Regions from separate parts of the Mus musculus genome. Here all the other regions are linked to region 4. The links are chromatin loops, found by intact Hi-C in ENCODE. Cell type or tissue: left cerebral cortex. All regions are shown on one strand. Region 1 overlaps Il12a (interleukin 12a). Region 2 overlaps Iqschfp (Iqcj and Schip1 fusion protein). Region 3 has its middle 23 kb from the start of Il12a. Region 4 overlaps Iqschfp (Iqcj and Schip1 fusion protein).

Evidence for each region. A loop is a pair of places that touch in the nucleus more often than their neighbours do. Peaks named below come from ENCODE experiments on the same cell type or tissue, not always from the same donor. Only the 100,000 strongest peaks of a DNase experiment are listed, where the experiment ranks them.
Region 1: a loop joins it to region 4, with 4 times the contacts of the local background. A loop is called at or near these places in 6 of 42 quality-filtered maps.
Region 2: it touches region 4 in a loop (6-fold over the local background); 5 of 42 quality-filtered maps call a loop at or near these places.
Region 3: a loop joins it to region 4, with 6 times the contacts of the local background. A loop is called at or near these places in 23 of 42 quality-filtered maps.

The regions. Positions count from the first base shown.
Region 1 is chr3:68,691,446-68,696,445 of GRCm38, forward strand. Il12a (interleukin 12a) reads left to right here. Exons shown (of 7, transcript NM_008351.3): 1 at 1-121; 2 at 578-711; 3 at 2,716-2,829; 4 at 3,745-3,786; 5 at 3,860-3,901; 6 at 3,992-4,135. The coding sequence starts at 106. Among named protein-coding and RNA genes, the nearest start is that of Il12a, 2.5 kb to the left of the region's middle. In left cerebral cortex, a CTCF peak has its summit at 2,484; DNase peaks (open chromatin) are centred at 1,261, 1,552 and 2,459; H3K27ac peaks cover 2,338 bases.
Region 2 is chr3:68,602,097-68,607,096 of GRCm38, forward strand. All of the region lies in intron 6 of Iqschfp (Iqcj and Schip1 fusion protein), which reads left to right. The region is part of intron 3 of Schip1 (schwannomin interacting protein 1); the gene reads left to right. Among named protein-coding and RNA genes, the nearest start is that of Gm22073, 57 kb to the left of the region's middle. In left cerebral cortex, no CTCF peak of the experiment used is centred here; DNase peaks (open chromatin) are centred at 649, 1,011, 1,463, 2,641 and 3 more places; H3K27ac peaks cover 4,749 bases.
Region 3 is chr3:68,711,622-68,716,621 of GRCm38, forward strand. No RefSeq gene overlaps it. Among named protein-coding and RNA genes, the nearest start is that of Il12a, 23 kb to the left of the region's middle. In left cerebral cortex, a CTCF peak has its summit at 2,203 (motif pointing left); a DNase peak (open chromatin) is centred at 2,173.
Region 4 is chr3:68,053,854-68,058,853 of GRCm38, forward strand. Iqschfp (Iqcj and Schip1 fusion protein) reads left to right here. Exons shown (of 11, transcript NM_001113419.2): 4 at 1,410-1,545. It overlaps Iqcj (IQ motif containing J), which reads left to right. Exons shown (of 4, transcript NM_177585.3): 4 at 1,410-2,740. The coding sequence ends at 1,587. Among named protein-coding and RNA genes, the nearest start is that of Schip1, 8.4 kb to the right of the region's middle. In left cerebral cortex, a CTCF peak has its summit at 2,679 (motif pointing right); DNase peaks (open chromatin) are centred at 955, 1,388, 2,697 and 4,586; H3K4me3 peaks cover 1,630 bases; H3K27ac peaks cover 566 bases.

The DNA of each region.
Region 1 (5,000 bases), 640 kb after region 4:
AGTCCTGCCGGCTATCCAGACAATTATAAAAATGTGTCTCCCAAGGTCAGCGTTCCAACAGCCTCACCCTCGGCATCCAGCAGCTCCTCTCAGTGCCGGTCCAGCATGTGTCAATCACGCTGTAAGTACCTGAGGGCCGGGACCAGGGTGACTTGATGAGAGGAGAAGGCTTGAGAAAGAACAGACAGAAGCCCTGGACCCATTAAGGGAGACTAAAGGGCTGCCAGCAACTGCAGGCCAAGGGAAGGAAGAGGGGAAAGATGGTCGTGCTAGATTGCGCTGCACCGAGCATGGTCTCATTATAGAACAACCCTGGGGGCTACGGCTATGCCCGTTTCACAGAAGAGAACTAAAGCCCAGCCTTGAAACCAATGTAAGGAAAATGCAGGTCTCAGGCAGTCCCCAAACAAGATCTGGGAGGTCTTGCTTCATCTGTCAGCCCCGGGGAAGGGCTTAAATTATGTGTGGAGGGAGGTCAGTACCCAGAATGGATGGAAAAAATTGCCAGAATGGCTGAAGAAAGAGGCAGGTCAAAACCAAGTTGACAAGCTCCACCTGCCCTTTGTTTCCCTTCCAGACCTCCTCTTTTTGGCCACCCTTGCCCTCCTAAACCACCTCAGTTTGGCCAGGGTCATTCCAGTCTCTGGACCTGCCAGGTGTCTTAGCCAGTCCCGAAACCTGCTGAAGACCACAGATGACATGGTGAAGACGGTGAGTTTCTCCTGTCCTTCTGGCTTCAAAGTTCCGCTGTTGACATGACTTCTAACCTATCTGGTATCTGCTGGGAAGTTTATGGTATCTGGCAGGAACCGTAGAGGGTTTCAAGACTTCTAAATATAATCTAAAGGAAACTGTGTCTCTAGAGAAAGGAAGAATGGTAATAAATTGTAACGGCATCGGTTTAGGCTGTGTCTACACAGAGGAAAGTGGGGACTTGCAATGTCCCTCCCAGCCTGCCTGCCTGTGTGACACAGTGTCAGGTGCTCCCTGCTTCTGCTTCAGGGCAGGTGGAACAGGGAGACAGTCTCTAGGTACACTCTCTGTGCTTCACAAGCCATAGAGATGAATTAGATTGTCTCTCCCCCTGCTCACCAGTGTCCAGCACTGTGATGCAGTCCCTTGTCGGATGGACACATGTCAGGGAGGACTCAGACATCAGATAGCAAGCAGGTCCAGCCTCCAGTTTTCTGGGGCAAGTGTGATCCAGTTTTAGTCACGGCTCCACTCATTTTTCTCAGGTTTCATGTTTGAATGCAAAATAGCCTTTTCCGTTGTAAAATTGCCACGGTTTCCTCTCGCTTTGGGGACAAAGCTACAGCAAAATGCTAATGTGTTTGAGATATCCTGCAGCTGCTAGGGCTGGAGATCCAGTAGAATTCTGGCTTAATTATGAATGGGTCTCCCGGGTTCTATCCCCCAACAGAGCGTGCGTTCATAAGCACCTGGGAACAGAGGAGGGAAGGAGGGAAACTCTGTCTTCCTGTTTTGTTTTTAAATCTTTCTTGAGGATCTTCTAGCTTGTTGTCTTATGGCTATCCCAACATAAGCTCCGCTCCACAAGCCCTTCTTGGTGAATTTTCTTTCTTTCCTTCCCGTCTTGCATAACGTGCTGCTGGCTGTTCCTCCAAGCTCAGTCTTAATTGAGTGGGGTTCCCAGGAGGGAGAGATGGCTCTGTGGTTAAGAGAGCTGGCTGCTCTTCCAGAGGTCCAGAGTTTCCACACCCTCATGGTGGCTCACAATCATGGTAACTCTGATCATAGGGAACCTGTCGTTTTCTCTGTGCCTCTGTGGGCACTGAGCACATGCCACACAGACATCCATGCAGGCAGAACACTCTTGGCCATGAAACCTTAAAATGAAGGAGAAACCTTACGAGAGGTTCCCTAAGGAATCCCTGCAGAAGGGAGAGATTGTTTTCCTAAGATGAGGTTTGGTGTGGAGGGGATGAGGTATTCAAAGTTAACTAGCCGCTCCTCACTCCTCTGCTGCCAAATACCAGCACTGGGCTTCGAGACACAATAGAATTCGACCTTGTTTTCGTTTGGGTCACTATTGCTCTCTAGTTGAACACGGAATCCACGGGGGCACATTGCTGTCTGTCCTTTGTCACACCCCAGGACCACAGCTGCATGGAAAAGTCATCGCAGGCTTCAGTCAGAGAGCTGTTGACTTCCTAATATGTTGTGTAATTCTGTTCAGTGGTGCTTTCCAGCACACCAGGGAATAAGAGACAGTCCCCGCGTATGTAAATTAAAGCTCAACTAGTATTTAGGGCTTGCAAGTTTGTTACAGCCATCAAGCTGTGACTTTAACAGTTTCCTCTTTAGAAGTTAAACTTGAAAAAAAATAGAGGGAGAGAGAGATTCACAGGGCACAGCTGCTTGGAAAAAGGAAAAGCCACAGGACTCACCAGAAGCAAGCAGCACAGTGTGGCACTGATGCTGATGAGTACAGCCTGCTGCACCCCAGTGTTCACATGGTGAAAAAAATACCCTGCTGGCGGACAGCCTAGGCAAAGGGGGAGGAGAGTAGGGAGAGCGTGCGGGAGGTTGGGTTTCTTAGCTTATGAAGAGCCTGAGTTTCCTACAGGCCAAAGAGATGACGGTTCAGAGTGGCCAGCCTAGGCTCTGCTGATCCACTGCGATGCAGGTCTCAGAGGGAACCAGCTGTCTTGCTGAGAGATTCACCTCAGCTTCTCCTTATGTTTTTCCCAGGCCAGAGAAAAACTGAAACATTATTCCTGCACTGCTGAAGACATCGATCATGAAGACATCACACGGGACCAAACCAGCACATTGAAGACCTGTTTACCACTGGAACTACACAAGGTATGGAGGACCCCCACCCAAAAAACAACAACAACAACAACAAAAAACACAATTAAGAGCCGTGCAGCCAACCTCAGCTGTCTCCAGATACTTACTTGTAGCTATCAAACGTGAGAGTTTTGAAGAAAAAAAAAAAAGTCAACAACCATACAAATACTTCTACAAGCTGAAGGATATACTCGGTAACTAGGAGGTGGCTATGGTGGTATAGACCTTTAATTCCAGCACTTGATGGATAGAGGAAGGCCGGCTCCTGTTAAGTTAGAGGCCAGTCAGGGATACACAGCAAGATTTCATCTTTAAAAAGAAAGGGGGTGGTGTGGCGGGTGAAGCTTACTTATTGAAGTGCTCATGTCACAAGCCTGGGGACCTAAGTTCCCATCCCCAGCACCCATGTAGGAGCTGGGTGTGATGGTTTCACATGCAGAGACAGGAGGATACCTGGGCCAGCTAGTCTAGCCGAATCCATGAGCTGCAGGCCCAGTGAGAGAACCTGTATCAGAAAACAAGAAAGTCAGGAGAGCGGCTGAGAAAGACCCCAAAGATCATCCTCCGATTTCCACGAGTACATGCACCTGCACACACGTGCACACAGGAATCCTATACATAGCCACCCAAAAGCAGTTATGATGGTGAAGTTTCTTTTACTGGAATGAAAAGTTAGTTTGAGAAAAAAATATCAGAGAGATTTATATTAAGAGTGAATGGGTGGGGGGTATGCATGCCTTTAATCTCAGCACTTGATAGGCAGAGGCAGATGGATCTCTGTGAGTTCAAGGCCGGCCTGGTCTACAGAGTAAGTTCCAGGACAGCCAGTGCTACAATAGAAACAGGTGATGGTGATGATGGTGATGATGGCGGTGATGATGATGATGATGACGAAGACAAACTCCTCGGTTTATGATTTTCTTCTAGAACGAGAGTTGCCTGGCTACTAGAGAGACTTCTTCCACAACAGTAAGTAAGCACTCTAAGGGTTCCTTCCCCATGACGGATTCATAACACTGATGCCTGGTCATTCTTTCTCTAGAGAGGGAGCTGCCTGCCCCCACAGAAGACGTCTTTGATGATGGTAAGCCACATCACTTTTCTGAAATGCAGCAGGGTCCTGTAGTTCCAGCCCATCTCAATGATTCCTTGCCCATTGTGTCCTGCGCTCTAGACCCTGTGCCTTGGTAGCATCTATGAGGACTTGAAGATGTACCAGACAGAGTTCCAGGCCATCAACGCAGCACTTCAGAATCACAACCATCAGCAGATCATTCTAGACAAGGGCATGCTGGTGGCCATCGATGAGCTGATGCAGGTAAGCCTTCCTCCTATCAGCCAGCGCTCCTTTTCCATGGTGAAGAGAGGTCCTTTATTAGATATGATAAAATCAGCACAGCTTGGGTTGGGAGAGACCTGAACACCCCCACCCCACCCCACACCCTCATCCCCCAACCATGAAAGGCCTTGCAAGGTTACATTTGCTTAGAGAGCCTTGAGGGGGCCTCTACAATAAGGGCAAATGCAAGCAGCCTTCTACTTGTTGACTCATGATACAAATCAGGCACTTTTCAAATGCTTCTTCTCATACCATCCCCACAACAAGCAAATAAGGTCTCTACAGAGGAGGAAACTGAAGCTTAAGAGGATGAACGAGGGTTCCCTACAAAAGGGTTTTTTGTTGTTTGGTTTGGTTTGGTTTGGTTTGGTTTGGTTTGGTTTTTCCGAGACAGGGTTTCTCTGTATAGCCCTGGCTGTCCTGGAACTCACTTTGTAGATCAGGCTGGCCTCGAACTCAGAACTCCACCTGCCTCTGCCTCCCAAGTGCTGGGATTAAAGGTGTGCGCCACCATTGCCCAGCTTATTGTTGTTTTAAATACATTCTTTTCTTAAAGGTTCAAGATTAGGACTGGAGAGACAGTCCGATGATTAAGAGGACTTGAGTTTGGCCTGGGGCTCCTATGTAACAAACAGGGTGTGGTCCTGAACTGCTCTCTAACTCCAGAGAGTGGAGACAGGAGGCCTATGGAGGCTTTCTTGCTGCAAGTTTAGCCATGAAATCTCCAGGTTCAGGGAGAAAGCATGCCTCAAAGAAATAAGATGGAGAGTCACGTGATCTCTTCTCTGGCTTCTGCATGGTGTAGGCACAGATATGCACATGTTTGAGTGCATACAATACAGGC
Region 2 (5,000 bases), 550 kb after region 4:
GCAGTCAGTCCTTCACTGGAATTCAGTCAACTGAACGTATCTAGTCTTTTCTCTTAGTCTGTGACTTACAGTAGAAAAGAACCGCTGAACCTCACTGTGAGGGGTTGTATGCAAGTCTGGTAGTGTCTGATGACCCTAGGAAGGGAAGGCTTGGAAGTTTAGTGTGTGTTTAGGGTACTCCAGTCTAGAGCACTTCTGATGTGAGAATAAACTTCCTGATTCTTCGAGGCCAGAGATTAGCCAGGCAGAGAGCTGGTCTAGATGGTCCTTTCAAGTACAGAGTCTGTGAGTTGCTCTGAGTCTCTGCACCCCTGAGTATTCGCAGGATTCTGCAGTGTCAATTTCTGCTCCTCCAGTAGCAGCCCCTCTCACATGCCGCTGAAACACTTGAATATCTCTGTACATTTTATTTTATCTTCCTAAGATTTTCATACTCTTGTGCTGGTGTTTCTCTTTCCTGGGTATCTGTCTTCCTGTCACAGATGTTAGGAGGATTTCATAAGAACAGGTAGATAGTGGTATCCACCACGTTATGCTTAAGTCTCATGGAGGTTTTCAATATTTGTCTGGTTTGAGTTCATGTTTCTGTTTTTGTTTTTGAGACAGGGCCTCACTATGTAGCTCTGGCTGGCCTGGAACTCAACATGTAGACCAGGCTGGCCTCAAACTCACAAAGGCTAGCCTGCGTCTGCCTCTTAAGTCTTGGGATTAAAGCAGTACACCACCACACCTAACCTCAGCAGAAATACCTTCTCAAGTAAAATTCTACGAAGAAACCCTGTATGTAAAACCAAATATTCCTTCTCCAATTGGAGAGTACTGAGGATCAGGAATTGGGGTTCCCAAAAATTGCTTCCCCCGTCCTCTTTTCTGCCCTTCTACCATTTGGTTCCTATCTCCATTTCCCAGAGCCACTTGAGACTTAGAGCAGAGCCAAATTGGAAAAGCACCGAGTCCTCTTCCCCTGGAGACAGCTATGCAAACACGAATGTACTTCGAAGTAGCGTATAACAAGCTGCACTTGTTGGCTCGCCTTGGAGAGATTATTTATAGAGTGTTCTCTCAGAGGGACTCATCTCTGTTCTAGGATGAGCGCATCATTTGCGAGAACACCATGACTTTTCTAATTTCTCTCAAGGTGATATTTAAGAAGGATCCTAAATGTTTCTAAGAAACATCGCTTTATCTTGTAAATAGAAAATCTGTTATGATTGACTACCGTCATCCTCATTAGCCATAATGTAGTGTCAGGGGGCGGAGGGATCTCCAGGAAAACTAAATTGCTGTTAGATATCCCTATTATATAACCTGTGGTCATTGAGGCTATTAAGGATGTAAATTTTCTCCGTAAGTGTTTTTATTGATTTCATTTTGTTCCTTGTTAATTTCATATGCGTTTAGAAGGCATGCTGGTTCCTCTCTCTTGTCACCTTCTGTATCTTCCTCCCACTCCTACCAAACCCGCCCCGATCACTACCAGTCATTCCAAAAGCATTTCACGGGGTGGGAACTACCTTGTCTCTTACAGAAGTATTTGAGGATGTCAGCTCAGCACTACAGTACTCCAGAATGCACAAGAGCAGGTGTGTTGCGTTAGCTACACATCTAGAACCAGATAGACCTGTTGTGAATGCACTACCCTGAAGACTTCGGTCCTCAGTATGAAATGGAGTGCAGCCTTTACAACTAATTGACAGAGCCAGGCCTGGTAACACAGGCCCAGCACAGAGAAGACTGAGGCAGAAGGAAGAGTAAGTTTGAGGCTGATATACGAAGCACCAGGCAAGCTGGGGTGACCAAGTGAGACTCTATGCAGAAACACCCCCACCAAGTATTGGATTCTGAAATTGGAAGCTTGTTTTCTAAGGCAGGGCCTACTGAAGTAAATGGGATCTTTGGAAACCAAATCAATCTACCTCCTGTTCATGCTCATTAAAGGGTGTGAACTCACCTGCAAAAAAAAAAAAAATTAGTCATATTCGTTATGTAAGAGGTGTGAAGGTGCGTGAGAGTCCGAGTGTGTCAGTCGTGCCTTCAAGGTCAAGGTTGGGATGGTGCACCAGGTTTCAGCCCTGCTGCATTTGTCTGGATGGTGTTATCTCTCTTAAAGCAGTTTTTTTTTTTAAAGTGGTAAGTGTTAGATGTAAGCTAGGCTTACAATAATCCCATAAAGACATTTTATACTTAATACCATAGCCAAAGAACGTTGGAGATTGCTGCCTAACACAGCTCATTAGACCTGACACATGTGGAGTGTGGCTTACATGGCGTGTCACATTTTCCTGCAAAATTTGCTAATCCAGACATAATCACCTTCTTAAAACTGAGACTGTGTGATCTTTGTCATTCTTCTATCGTTTTGGAAAAGGTCTTAACTGCTTAATAGGAAATAAGAAAAATGGATTACCTGCTTTTTTTTGAAATGAGATTTTCCAAGAAATATCCTAGGTTTAGTAATATTCGGGGTGTGGGGTAGGTCGTGCTGCCTTGCGAAGGCTGGCCTTCACCTCGCAGCCCTCCTGCTGCAGCTTCCTCCTGCTGATGGCACGGGCTTGCCCTCACTCGCAGCTTTCTGTTTGCTTCTGGTGTAAAGCTTCCCTGCACAGTTGTCACTGGCCACAGTCAGGATCGGCTCTTGCTCTCCTCCCACATCTTGAACTTACGAAGCTGAGTGTTGAGGAGATAGAAGGAGGTCTTGACGCTGTGGGGACACAAGATGAACAGCCATTACTGATAGGCGTCTAGGAAATCTTTTATTTATGAGCATTACAACCCAACTGGCCATCAAGAAGAAAACTTCCCTTCCTCGCCTCTCTTTGCGGTAGCCCCAGATCGGTCTGATATTTCACTCTCTTTCTACCTTAACTCGAGATGGATTTTCTTCAGCATACGCAGGTATAAAGGCATCCTAGACAACCGTCTTCTTGATCACGCTCGCAGAGCGATCGAGGAGCGGGGATGAGCTCTATCCTTCCCTCCAGGCTGTGTGATAAAAAACAAGTTCCCCAGAGTGTTTGTGAGCAGCTGGTTTGAATAATGATTACTGTTTACTTATCTCAACTATCCCCAAATCAAAATTCATTTCTTTCTTGGCCTTCCATGTTTATTGGTGAATGACTGAAGCAAGGCCAATTACAAACACCTGCTACCTCCTCTGTGTTTGCGTGGGAGAGGGAGAAGCATGGCCAGCTTAGCTAGACCCAAAACAGTGGGTCTAGGAAGCTTTAAAGAACCGAGATGCATGGGACTTTGAATATGGGAGATCTCTCTCTCTCTCTCTCTCTCTCTCTCTCTCTCTCTCTCTCTCTCTCTCTCTCCCTCCCCCCCCCCCCCCCCCCCCCCCGTGTGTGTGTGTGTGAAGTGAGCCAGCATCATTTGCCAGGAAAGTGAATCACTGTCTTGTCTCTAACAGTAATAATTTTCGCATAATTTCCTGGAAGTAAGTGGAGTGGCTGTTTTAGCCCGGCATGGGAGAAGAAAGAAGCTGACCTGTCTCAGTGCAGTGAGACTCCTTCTACAGCATCTTCCTTGAAATGAGAAGTGCATACCAAAGTGCCTTATTTCTAATGCATGGTGTATCTTTAAAACTTCACATTGATCTCATACACATGCTATTAATTTGTTTAGAAACAAACAAACAATTCTTCACATTGGTAGCACCAGCATCACAGCAAACTGCGGCTATACATCCACTTTTAATTCTTTGTGAATTGTCGTCTCATACTCTACAGAATGCCTTTCTGTTTTGAATGCCTTGTTTCAAGGAGACCTTATTCTAAAATATTACACAATTTCCAAAGTGAGACAGAATTTAAAGTGGATCTTTTGAGAAGTAATAAGATTAAAATAGCAAAACAAATTTAATTAAGTAAGCAATTTTTCTCTTTCACAAATCCGAAAGAAAAGTAAATTGGTGTTTGTGAAATTTTCTTTGTCTAATAAATAGCCTTGCTTTATAATAATGCCAGTGACCCCAGTTTAATTAGGTGCAATTAATTTTGTGCAGGCTGAATTTGACATCTTGCTAAAGGCATAACCAGCTGTACCCTGTCTTATGAATTTTTTTATCAACAATGAGAATTCAATTGCCTGCGCTATTGCACAAAAAGGTGGGGGTGGGCACAGGGCTTCATGTTATATTTTTTAAAAAATGGCCTCGGTGGACAGCAGAATGTTAATTACAAGAGCTTCTAGGATTTGGCTTTCATCCTACATCATCTTTAATGTGTTCTCATGGTACCATCAGTGCAGTTAACACCCCTCCCTTAGACAGTGGTCACGAACATGCATTGGGCGTTGGTTGTGAAACACCACTCCCTTTTGGAAGCTTCACCCACCAACAGCAGTGAGCTGGCTGACTGGAGGTCTCCCAGCACCGTTCCCTCTCCCTCAGAGTTGCTCACTGAGCTCAGAATTTCATGCTCCTCCTCAACCAAGCAGCTCAACTGAGCCTCATCCCCACCCAGGATCACCTTCTAATTCAATCTCACGTCCTTCAGCTTTATCTTTTGCAGATTCTCATATGCATGAAACCCATGGAAGTGCTTTTACTGAGAACACAAACCCTTCCATGTTGTTGTTTACATGGGGGTGGTGGGTGGCCATAATTTGTTGTGTCTTTTCAGATGTATAATAGATTTGTAGTTAAGTAGATAAGTAAATAGTAGCAGTAAAAATGCCTTTAAAAGAAGACTCATGCCTTTCCATCATAGTCCCCGTTCTTCCAGGCTTTGGTGTCTCTCATCAACTGTTCCCGGATTCATCCTCCCACATCCCACTCAAACATCCCACAGAACAGAGAAATGACGCATCTACACACTCAGTTCACAGCAGTGCCTCTTCACCATCAAGCGGTCCAGAGCCCTGCCTGGATCAGTCACTCGGAAGGAGGTCGGGCGTGGCAAGTCGCAGCAGGCTCTGAGGAGCCCAGGGCCTGACTGTCACTTAGTAGCACTTGCTAATGACATCACTGTGCCTCAGCCTCCTGATCTGTAAAATGG
Region 3 (5,000 bases), 660 kb after region 4:
AGCTCTACTGTGCTCCTCAGGGAAGGGGCTGCCCGCTCTTCCTAGTACTGCACCCAGTACGGAACAGGCTCACCTCTCCCTAACTCACTCCACTGGGGCCAGATTTCCCACCCCAGAGCTACCAGAGTCAACTCTCCCATGCTGTCCAGGTGAGAGGTAGAGACAGCTCTCCCGCCAGAGGCAAGGGGCAAGGCCAACTCAACACAATGCTTGGACATCAACATGGTTTCAGACAGTAACCCAGGCCGGGCACATCTGCACAGCCTTTGATGGTAACACATGCCTCCAACATCAACATAGACCCTGGCTGTGACAGGACCCTGGGTCTAGACATGCTCCCAGCAGCAGCATGAGCCAGGAAGTCACTATGGCTTCAGGTGGCAGCCAAGACCACTGATATGGGGATGCCCTCCCTTCAGATAGCAGCATAGACCCCAGATGTAGTAGGGCCACAGACCTTGGAGGCAGCCGGGGTCCAGATATCACCATGACCCCAGTGGTTGCTCAGACACCTCACATCCTCCTGTGCCACACCATCATCTCATCTCCAGTTCCCTCTCTCTACAGTGCAGGGACCACTCAGCTTTGCCTCTGCTTTCTCTCCATCATCTCCATTCTCTCATTGTAGTGGTACCCATTGCAGAGCCTGGAGTGGGTGTTTGGATGTCTCTCTCTTCCGGCTCCCCCCTAGTCCATTGCTTCTTAACAGTTTTTAAAGACTGAACAATTTATTCCTTTATATGACATAATTGCTAGGGAAGTGTGCTGGCTAGTTTTATGTCGACTTGACACAAGCTAGAGACACATCAGAGAAGGAGCCTCAACTGAGAAAATGCCTACATAAGATCGACCTGTAAGGTTTTTCGGGTTTGTTTTGTTTTGTTTTGTTTTCAGAAATAATGGTAACTCAATTTCTGGGTACAACAACTAAAATCCTAATCTTATAAGCCTTATTAAATCTAAATCCAACGGTGGCGAATCCTGATGGATCCACCCTTGAAACCGGGAGGCACTAGTAGCTACATTTTGTCCTCATGCTATTCCTGTCCAAAAGGACTGTAGGGTATTTTTTAAATTAGTGATTGAAGTAGGAGGGCCCTGCCCATGGTGGGTAGCAACATCCCTGGGCTAGCAGTCTGGGGTTGTATAAGAAAGCAGGCTGACAAGTAGTAAGGAGCAAGCCAGTAGGAAACACCCCTCCCTGGCTCCTGCCTAGTTTGAGTTCCTTCCTTAGCTCTTAGCTTCCTTCAGCGGGCTACATAATTCAGGATATGTGGATCACATAAACCCTTTCCTTGACAAGTTGCTTGTGGCCATGGTATTTCATCAAATCTGTAGAAACCCTAAGACAGGTATAATGTGCACAATGAAAAGTCCGATTTTCATTTGTTTGCAAGTCAAATTAAAATTAAATTGAAATTAAAAAGTGTAGATAGCAAAAGTAATTTATGTGGCCCAAAAGGAAAAGTATTCGGCACACGGCAGACAATTCATCTTTGCCCTCGTTCAGCTCCATGAGCTTAAGCAAGCTCCAACACAAGGCATCTGTCACAGCGGTGGCCGACATCGAGGACAGAAGTCCAGTCTCTTCTGTGCTCTTCCCCAGTGCTGGTGAAGGAAGCATTTATCAGAGACCCGGAAATGGAAGAGGTGTTTTATCTCATCTGCTGCACGTACTGACCTCTCAGAAACAGTAACATGTTCTTGGAAGAACCTGTGCTTGCCGGCGCAATCGCACTGGTCCACAGAAAACATCACCCACTTACTGCATTTTCCACCTTCACCTTTGTGATCTTGCGTTGCGGGGGTGCAGAAAAGCCCCTTGCTGCGAAGGTTAAAGTCCTGAACCGAGAGTAGTGGCACACGCCTTTAATCCCAGCACTCGGGGAGGCAGAGGCAGGAAAAAGTGAGTTCCAGGACAGCCAGGGCTATACAGAGAAACCCTGTCTCAAGAAACCAAAAAAAAAAAAAAAAAAAAAAAAAAAAAAGAGTCCCGGTCCTTCGCAAACTTCGCTGGTGACTTAAGGAGATCCTGCCCTTCTGCAGGATCCCATTGCCTCATCCCATGCTCAACCAATAATAAACATCCAACATTTGGACTGCCGTCTTCTATGCCCCACAGGTTTCTCTTTTAAACTGTTCTGGGATCTGGAGCCTAGATTGAAGAGCAACGCTAAGGACTCACTCATGCCACCTAGTGGCTGCCTGGTATATGGCTGAGTATTCCTAAACTTGAAATTTCCACTTTTTAATTTTTAATGAATTCAACTTTTCCTAGCGTCTATCATAAACACAAGTACCCAGAGGCGTTTAAGTCAGACCATGAACCTAGACAATTAACAAGATCTCAATGTGATCCTGTTAATATTGAAGCTGCCCGTGCCTTTTAAATCTCTACGGTGATATACTGTGTCTGAAACTACTAGAGGAGTGACTGGATAGCTCAAAGTCGTCCTTACAAACAAATAATATAAACGGTGACCACTAGAGTTTAGAAAGACAGAGAGTGTGGGGGAGGGACATGTCTCAGCACCTGTCCTGAAATAAGTAACATAGTGGGAATAATTTCCAGTATTCTATAGCAAAGCAGTATAACTGACAAGAGTTTGCAGGAAACGATTGCAGGTCTGCTGAGGACCTGCACGGAAAGAGTTAAAAGGCCCAAATATAAAAAAATGAGATTGGGGGCGTTAGAATATGGTAAAAAGAATGGTGCATAGTCAAATCAAAACAACCCTGAGATTCCATCTCACACCAGTCAGAATGGCTAAGATCAAAAATTCAGGCGACAGCAGATGCTTACGAGGATGTGGAGAAAGAGGAACACTCCTCCATTGTTAGTGGGATTGCAAGCTTGTACAACCACTCTGGAAATTAGTCTGGCGGTTTCTCAGAAAATTGGACATGGTACTACCAGAGGATCCCGCAATACCTCTCCTGGGCATATATCCAGAAGATGTTCCAACTAGTAAGAAAGAAACATGCTCCACTATGTTCATAGCAGCCTTATTTATAATAGCCAGAGGCTGGAAAGAACCCAGATGCCCCTCAACAGAGGAATGGATACAAAAAAATGTGGTACATTTACACAATGGAGTACTACTCAGCTATTAAAAAGAATGAATTTATGAAATTCCTAGGCAAGTGGTTGGACCTGGAGTGCATTATCCTGAGTGAGGTAACCCAATCACAAAAGAACTCAAATGATATGTACTCACTGATAAGTGGATATTAGCCCAGAAACTTAGAATACCCAAGATATAAGTTACAATTTGCAAAACACATGAAACTCAAGAAGAATGAAGACCAAAGTGTGGACACTTTGCCCCTTCTTAGAATTGGGAACAAAACACCCATGGAAGGAGTTACAGAGACAAAGTTTGGTGCTGAGACAAAAGGATGGACCATCTAGAGACTGCCATATCCAGGGATCCATCCCATAATCAGCCTCCAAACGCTGACACCATTGCATACACTAGCAAGACTGTGCTGATAGGACCCTGATATAGCAGTCTCTAGTGAGACTACACCGGGGCCTAGCAAACACATAAGTGGATGCTCACAGTTAGCTATTGGATGGATCACAGGGCCCCCAATGGAGGAGCTAGAGAAAATACCCAAGGAGCTAAAGGGAATTGCAACCCTATAGGTGGAACAACAATATGAACTAACCAGTACCCTGGAGCTCTTGACTCTAGCTGCATATGTATCAAAAGATGGCCTAGTCGGCCATCACTGGAAAGAGAGGCCTATTGGACTTGCAAACTTTATATGCCCCAGTAAAGGGGAATGCCAGGGCCAAAAAGTGGGAGTGAATGGGTAAGGGGGTGGGGGGGAGGGTATGGGGGACTTTTGGGATAGCATTGGAAATGTAAATGAGGAAAATACCTAATTTAAAAAAAAAGAAAATAATAGATTCTGTTAGAATCTCGCTACCAGAATTCAGGGTTTGAGCTTTGTGTCTCATCAGTGAAAGTGGAAGGGTATTTTAAACTTTTATAAGAAAAGTCTCTACTCCTTCCTCTCATAATTTATTTCAGCTTGTTAAAATATTGTGTGTCTTAATTATTTTGTACTTTCATTTTTATTATGCAAAATTATTCAGAATAAAACATGCATATTCTAAAAAAAAAAAAAAAGTAACATGCAGACAGTGTTGCAAAACTCCAGGTGGGAGCTGTGACTGTCGTGTAAAAATGACATATGTAAAATATACAACTGAAGTGTTTGAAGGAGAAAGGTGTCATTTGGGAGAGATTTATTCTCAAAGTCACAAGAAAAAAAATGGGAAGCGAGAAAAAAAAAAAAGAATGGTGCATAGTAAACAATGCCTTGGAGATCTGTGAGAGAAGCAACAAGAAATAAGGCAGAGGACCTTTACATCAGGGCATTTTGTTCCCTGGATGGTTCTTGGACACGAGTCCATGCCTCCTGTGAGAAACATTTACATTTCATTTATAAGACATGTTTATTCTTGTTGGATGCCAGACCACAGCTACAGGACCCAATCTGACTCTGACATGGCCTCCTGCCTTGCTTTCGACCTTTCCCAGATATAATCTGTAGCGCATGCCAGACAACTGTGTTTGAATTGCTCTGTGCGGAGAGAGTTCTGGGAAAGGCTGCTCTGTCAGTATTCAGTATTTCTTACCGGTGTTTATTGACACGTTTTTCTGAACTCAAACAACCTCCATTGCTTTCTTTGTTACGGTCGCATATGAAAGTACAGTGAAACAGGAAAACTGCTGTTTAAACATCAGATGGTAATTCACCGCATTCATTCGGTCCTCAGGTCTCAGTCCAGCAGACAAGATCTGCACAGGTCGACGAAAGTCTACAGGAGATGTAGCTCAGAGGCGGGAGGATGGCTGCTATCACTTGCCAGATGAGACAGAGGGGTTACTAAAACAAAATAAACATTTCATTCTCCGTGTGTTTATGAAGCTTCAACCTGTACAAATGAGGGCAGAAGAGTCCTAGAAGCTCTGCATCTGCCTGTG
Region 4 (5,000 bases):
GTAGAGAAGAATGCCTTAGAGTCTTATAAACTCTCAGTTTATTTTTAAGTAGAACATTTTTTGAGACCTAAATGACCAGGTTTATCCAGAGTGCTCCTGAAGTGTTAACTGAGTTCTGGAAGACCCCCACCTCTGAACGTCAGATCATGTGATTCACAAATATCCAAAAGTTTTCAGCTCTCTAATAAAGGATGCCCTAGAGGGAACAATGAGGCCAAAAGCCATCTGCAGGAATTTAAAATTATGTTTAAAACCTTAAACCCAAGGAAAAATCTGTGAGGGTACATTTTGTTCAAGAAGCAGGCAATAAAACAGTGAGCAATTATCACTAGAAAGGGTCAGCAGCTGTGCAAGGAAGGACCAGGCTGTATGTTGACAGCCCTTGTCTTACAGTTTCTATTATTAGAAAGGTTTTTGTTTTTTTTATTTTCCTGATATTAACCACAGCTTCAAAAACAAAAACCAACAAAACCCCAAACAAAAAAAAGCCTAGTGTAGAAATGTATGCCTTTAGTCTCAGGACACAGAGGCAGGCAGATCTCTGAGTTCAAGGCCAGCCTGGTTTACTAAGTGAGTTCCAGGGTAACCAGAGCTACACAGAGAAACCCTGTCTCAAAACAAAAACAAAAGCCAAAACAAACAACCAAAAAGCCAAAAAAAAAAAACAAAAAAAAACAAAAAAAAAAAAAAAAAAAAAAACAAACAAAAACCAAAAATCAAACAAAACAAAATGCCCCCTAATTATCTGTTACTTTACTGTCTTATTTAGCACAGGACACTTTTGGGCGTTTATTACCTGTGTCCCTTCTACAGTATGTTAAGTAAATGACTATAATGTCCTTGTGGTCTTGTCCGCCAAATCAGGGCCACCAGACCACAGCATCTGGCCATGCAGACACATTGCTCAGTGTTGAGAATGCCACACCCCCCTCCCCTTGAGGTCTGTGTGAGTGGAATCCCGGAAATGTGCTCTGTGGTCCCTGTCCAGAGCCTACCCATGGAACCTCTAAAATCTTGCATTGGATGAATAAATATGTAATCGTCCACCTGTCCATTTTTCTCAAAGATGAGAAATTAAAACATACGCACAGAAAAAAATCAGTGTACAAGCCAGTTTTGACTTTGACTGATGTGGGTTCTTTCTTCCCCTACTAAATTTGTTTTTTAAGGCTGAGTTAGCCGAGTTAAGTCTGAGAAAGGCAATCCAATTGGTTTTGTTGTTTTGCTCTATTTTGTTTCATGTTTAAAATCCAGTCTTGGTGGCCAAAATGGAGCTAAAACCCAAGCGCTTTTCTTTCGAGCACAATCTAGCTTACAGTTTCTCTATCTCTAAACCAGTCCCCGCCCCCGTGCCCTTCGGAGTGTGTGGGTGATGGCTGGCCGTGACATATTGCTGGGTTTTTCTGCAGCATCCAGCGAGCATGGCGAGAGTACTTGCAGAGGCAGGACCCCCTGGAGAAGCGGAGCCCATCCCCACCTTCTGTCTCTTCAGACAAGCTGAGCAGCTCTGTCAGCATGAACACCTTCTCCGACAGCAGCACACCCGTGAGTGTCTCCCGGCCGCTTGCTTGGACTGTCTTGCACTGAGTATTGTTAGCCCAGGCTCTGGTTCCCAGAAAAGATCTTGAGATGGTTTGTGATGGGGTGTGTGTGTGTGTGGAGGGGTGCTTATTTGCTGCATGGGAGCCCACAGTGAGGCTCTTGGCGTGGTAGAACTAAGACAAGATTCATGATACAAAAATGAACTCAATGCGTCCACAGAGTGGGGATTCTGTGCGACGTTGCTTCTCTATCCCTGAGGTGGGTGCGCCCCACCCCCCATTTCTTCTGGTGTGTTTTCTCTGGCATGTGCTTATGTGATGCTTGTCTGGTTGGAAAGTCATCTTCGTTATTAGGATTAGAAAGAGAACTTTTGGCAGGAAAAATTGAAGTTGATCACAGACTGAAATTGCTGAAATGGATTGAGTGTGGCTAAATGGGTTGCACAGACCCCTCCTGAAAGGACTCCTGATAGGGCTTGGGGGAACCTGCCGCACCTGTACAGGCAGGACAGACGCTGGCAAGTGCAGTTCTCCTGACGTCCAGAGTTTTAAGTGATGACAACCATTAAGAAGTTTTGAAAGGGAAACATATGGTTTTGCATACTGAAATTGGCCACCCGTTTGAGTTCTCCAGAATGGGGTTATGGAATTAACGCATCTGCTACAAGCCTGTGCTTTGTGTGGTGTGGGGGTGGGGGTGGGTGGGGGCGCTGGTGGGGGAATCATCATTAGGCTCTGTTAAATCAGCGCGTTTCGCCATTGCGATCATTTATTTGTAAATAGTCATAGAAATGATAAAAAGTTAGGAAGAGGTAACCATGCAAAGTATATTATTAAAAAATATTCTTTTTATAATTTGCTGTCATACTTTCTCAGGCATATGATGAGATATGGCAAAAGTTACTTTCTTTGAAATGTGTGCAGAAGTCTGCATGGCTTGGCATTATTGCCTAATATTTTAATGTAGATGTGAGTTGATTTGTTGTTGTTGTTATTGTTGTTGTTGTTGTTAGTTTAGTTAGTTTTTAGAAGAAAGAAAAAGCTAGTTTTATAGCTGTGAAAGTAAAAAACGGCAGATCTGTTTAATCGACCCAACATTTGGTCATTTGGAGAAAGGGATCCCTGTTACTGGCCTCCCGGTCACTAGAGGGCGCTTGTGAACCACATTGGAAAATGCTGGGCGGTGCTTGGTTTATAAGTAAAAAAGAAAGTGAAAATTGAGCTCTTAGGATGCCTTTGCTGTGAATGTCAATAGAAAATGCAATGAAATGATTGTGAAGAGTCTATGAAACTCTATTTCAGAAACCGTTTTTGTCTGTGAGTTAGGGATTTAGATTCAAACTGCCCCTGTATTCTAGCGTGCTTCTCAATTTGTGGGTCGCGACCCCTCTAGCAACCCTCTAGCTCCAAAAAATATTTACAGTAACAAAATCAGTTATGAAGTAACAACGAAACTACGTTTATGATAGGGGGTCACCACAACATGAGGAACTGAATTAAAGGGTCGCAGCATGCGGAAGGTCGAGAACTGCTGCTCTAAAGGTCCCAATTCAGGGCAAGTAGCTGCCGCGCTGAGTCGGGTGACCCACTGTGTGCGCGTTAGTGTTCTTCAGTCTTTGAGAGTTGTTGACATCTTAGAATGTATCCTAGCCTCTTCCGCCCTGCTCCTTCAACCCTATCACCTCAAGTGTTTTGGGTAAACACTTGAGTAAATGATTGTTCTCCTGGGCTGTGGCTCGTCCAGTTTATTTGTATCCGCCCCTGGTGCTGAGTCCTCTAAACCACCCAATCTCCTGAGTTCCCTGAATCTTTTTCTAATAGAGGAGCTTGCATTGTCCAAACTTCTCCCTGTCAACTGGCTTTTTCATAAGGTGTATCCGACCCGATAGTCACTCTAGTGTAGTCTAGCTCTGTGGGTTGAGGGACAAAGAAATCTTTAAACTTGTGCAAAATATAAGAGTCAAACAAATCTTTCAAAAAGTCATTATTGCAATCTGCTATCAGAAAGCAAGCAGAGCCTGATCAGAGTTCTAATAGGGGCCATTGATCATATCGATGACTTTGATATTAGCGGTGACAATCATGTGACAGCAACTGTACAAAATAAGACACACACAAAATGTAAGACATAAGCAATATTAGATATTGAACTGTTTCCAAGCCTCCAGGGTGTCAGATAGGCAAATATCCAAGACTTAATTGTATTCTCTCAGTGCTGGGCATCAAGCCTATGTAGGTCTACAAGTATTCTACCACTGAGCTATAGCCCTATCCTACAAGGCACAATGTTAAAAAAACAAACAAACAAACAAACAAACAAAAAAAAAAACAACAACACAAACCTGTGCTTAGTGGGTTGAAGTCAATATAACTGGATAAATGTTCTTCTATATTCCATGGTCATCACTCATCACTGCAGCAAGACCCCTTACAGAAACTTATCTTTACATCTTTTGGGGCTTGCAGCCCACATAAAGACAAAGTAGAAAATTAGTATGATTTACTCTGAGCAACCTGTCAAGCACACAGCCCTCTACCGCTCTCAGAAGGCCCTGTTTCGGAGGCTTGGTTTCCCTGCCCACTGTGAGTTGGCTCAAGTTTACGCAAGGCACAGGATGCTCCTGTCTTAAAGGCAGCAGGTTCTACAAATGACCAACAAAACCATTGAGAGCTTTGGTGCTACAAACCGCCAGGCACATCGTATTATCCTTTCTTTATTTCTTCAAACCTTCAGCACAAGCCCTCCGGGAGAGTCCCTAGGCCTGACTTGTGCTCCTCTTGTAGTTTGCTGAACCTCTTGTTGTAACTGCCTAGACCCTGTCCAGTTTCCTTGACTGCCTGTGTTGTCTCTGGAGCTAGATCAGCTGTTCTCCACCCACACACGGTCATAGCTTCAGTTACTGCCTGTCCCAGATGTGCATCCCATAGGGAACCAGTTCCTTGATCCAAACTGAATCCTCTCACTGACTTGAGAATGGCTCTTCTGGGTGCTTCTGCTCACTGTTTTGGCAGAACACAGTGATTAATATAGAGCCCAGAATGTGTCTGCTTTAAAATATGGAACAGCGGGCGTGTTTGAGCATGAGCTCTCAACTCCCCCTTAAGAAGAACTGAAGATTTGTCACATGCCTGGCTCTTGGCTAACACTTCTCAGGGGTTACCTCATTCAGTCCTCTCAGTGTCCACGAGAAGGAGGCACAATTATTATCTCCATTTTACAGACAATGGAAATGAAATTTGAAAGATGAGTAGCCACCCTTGGGTTACACACCGGACCAGAGCTTGCCCACTTCTGTCTTCCATCATTTCACACAGCTTGAAAGCAAGCCTTCATTCAGGCATGCTCAAGGAGGAGGGGCAGCAATCAGCTAGTGCATTTGTAAGACTACAGTTTGATAGCTCTAAACACTGAATGAAACAGTTGAAAAAGCCCATTTGATTTTATAAATTGCCTTACTC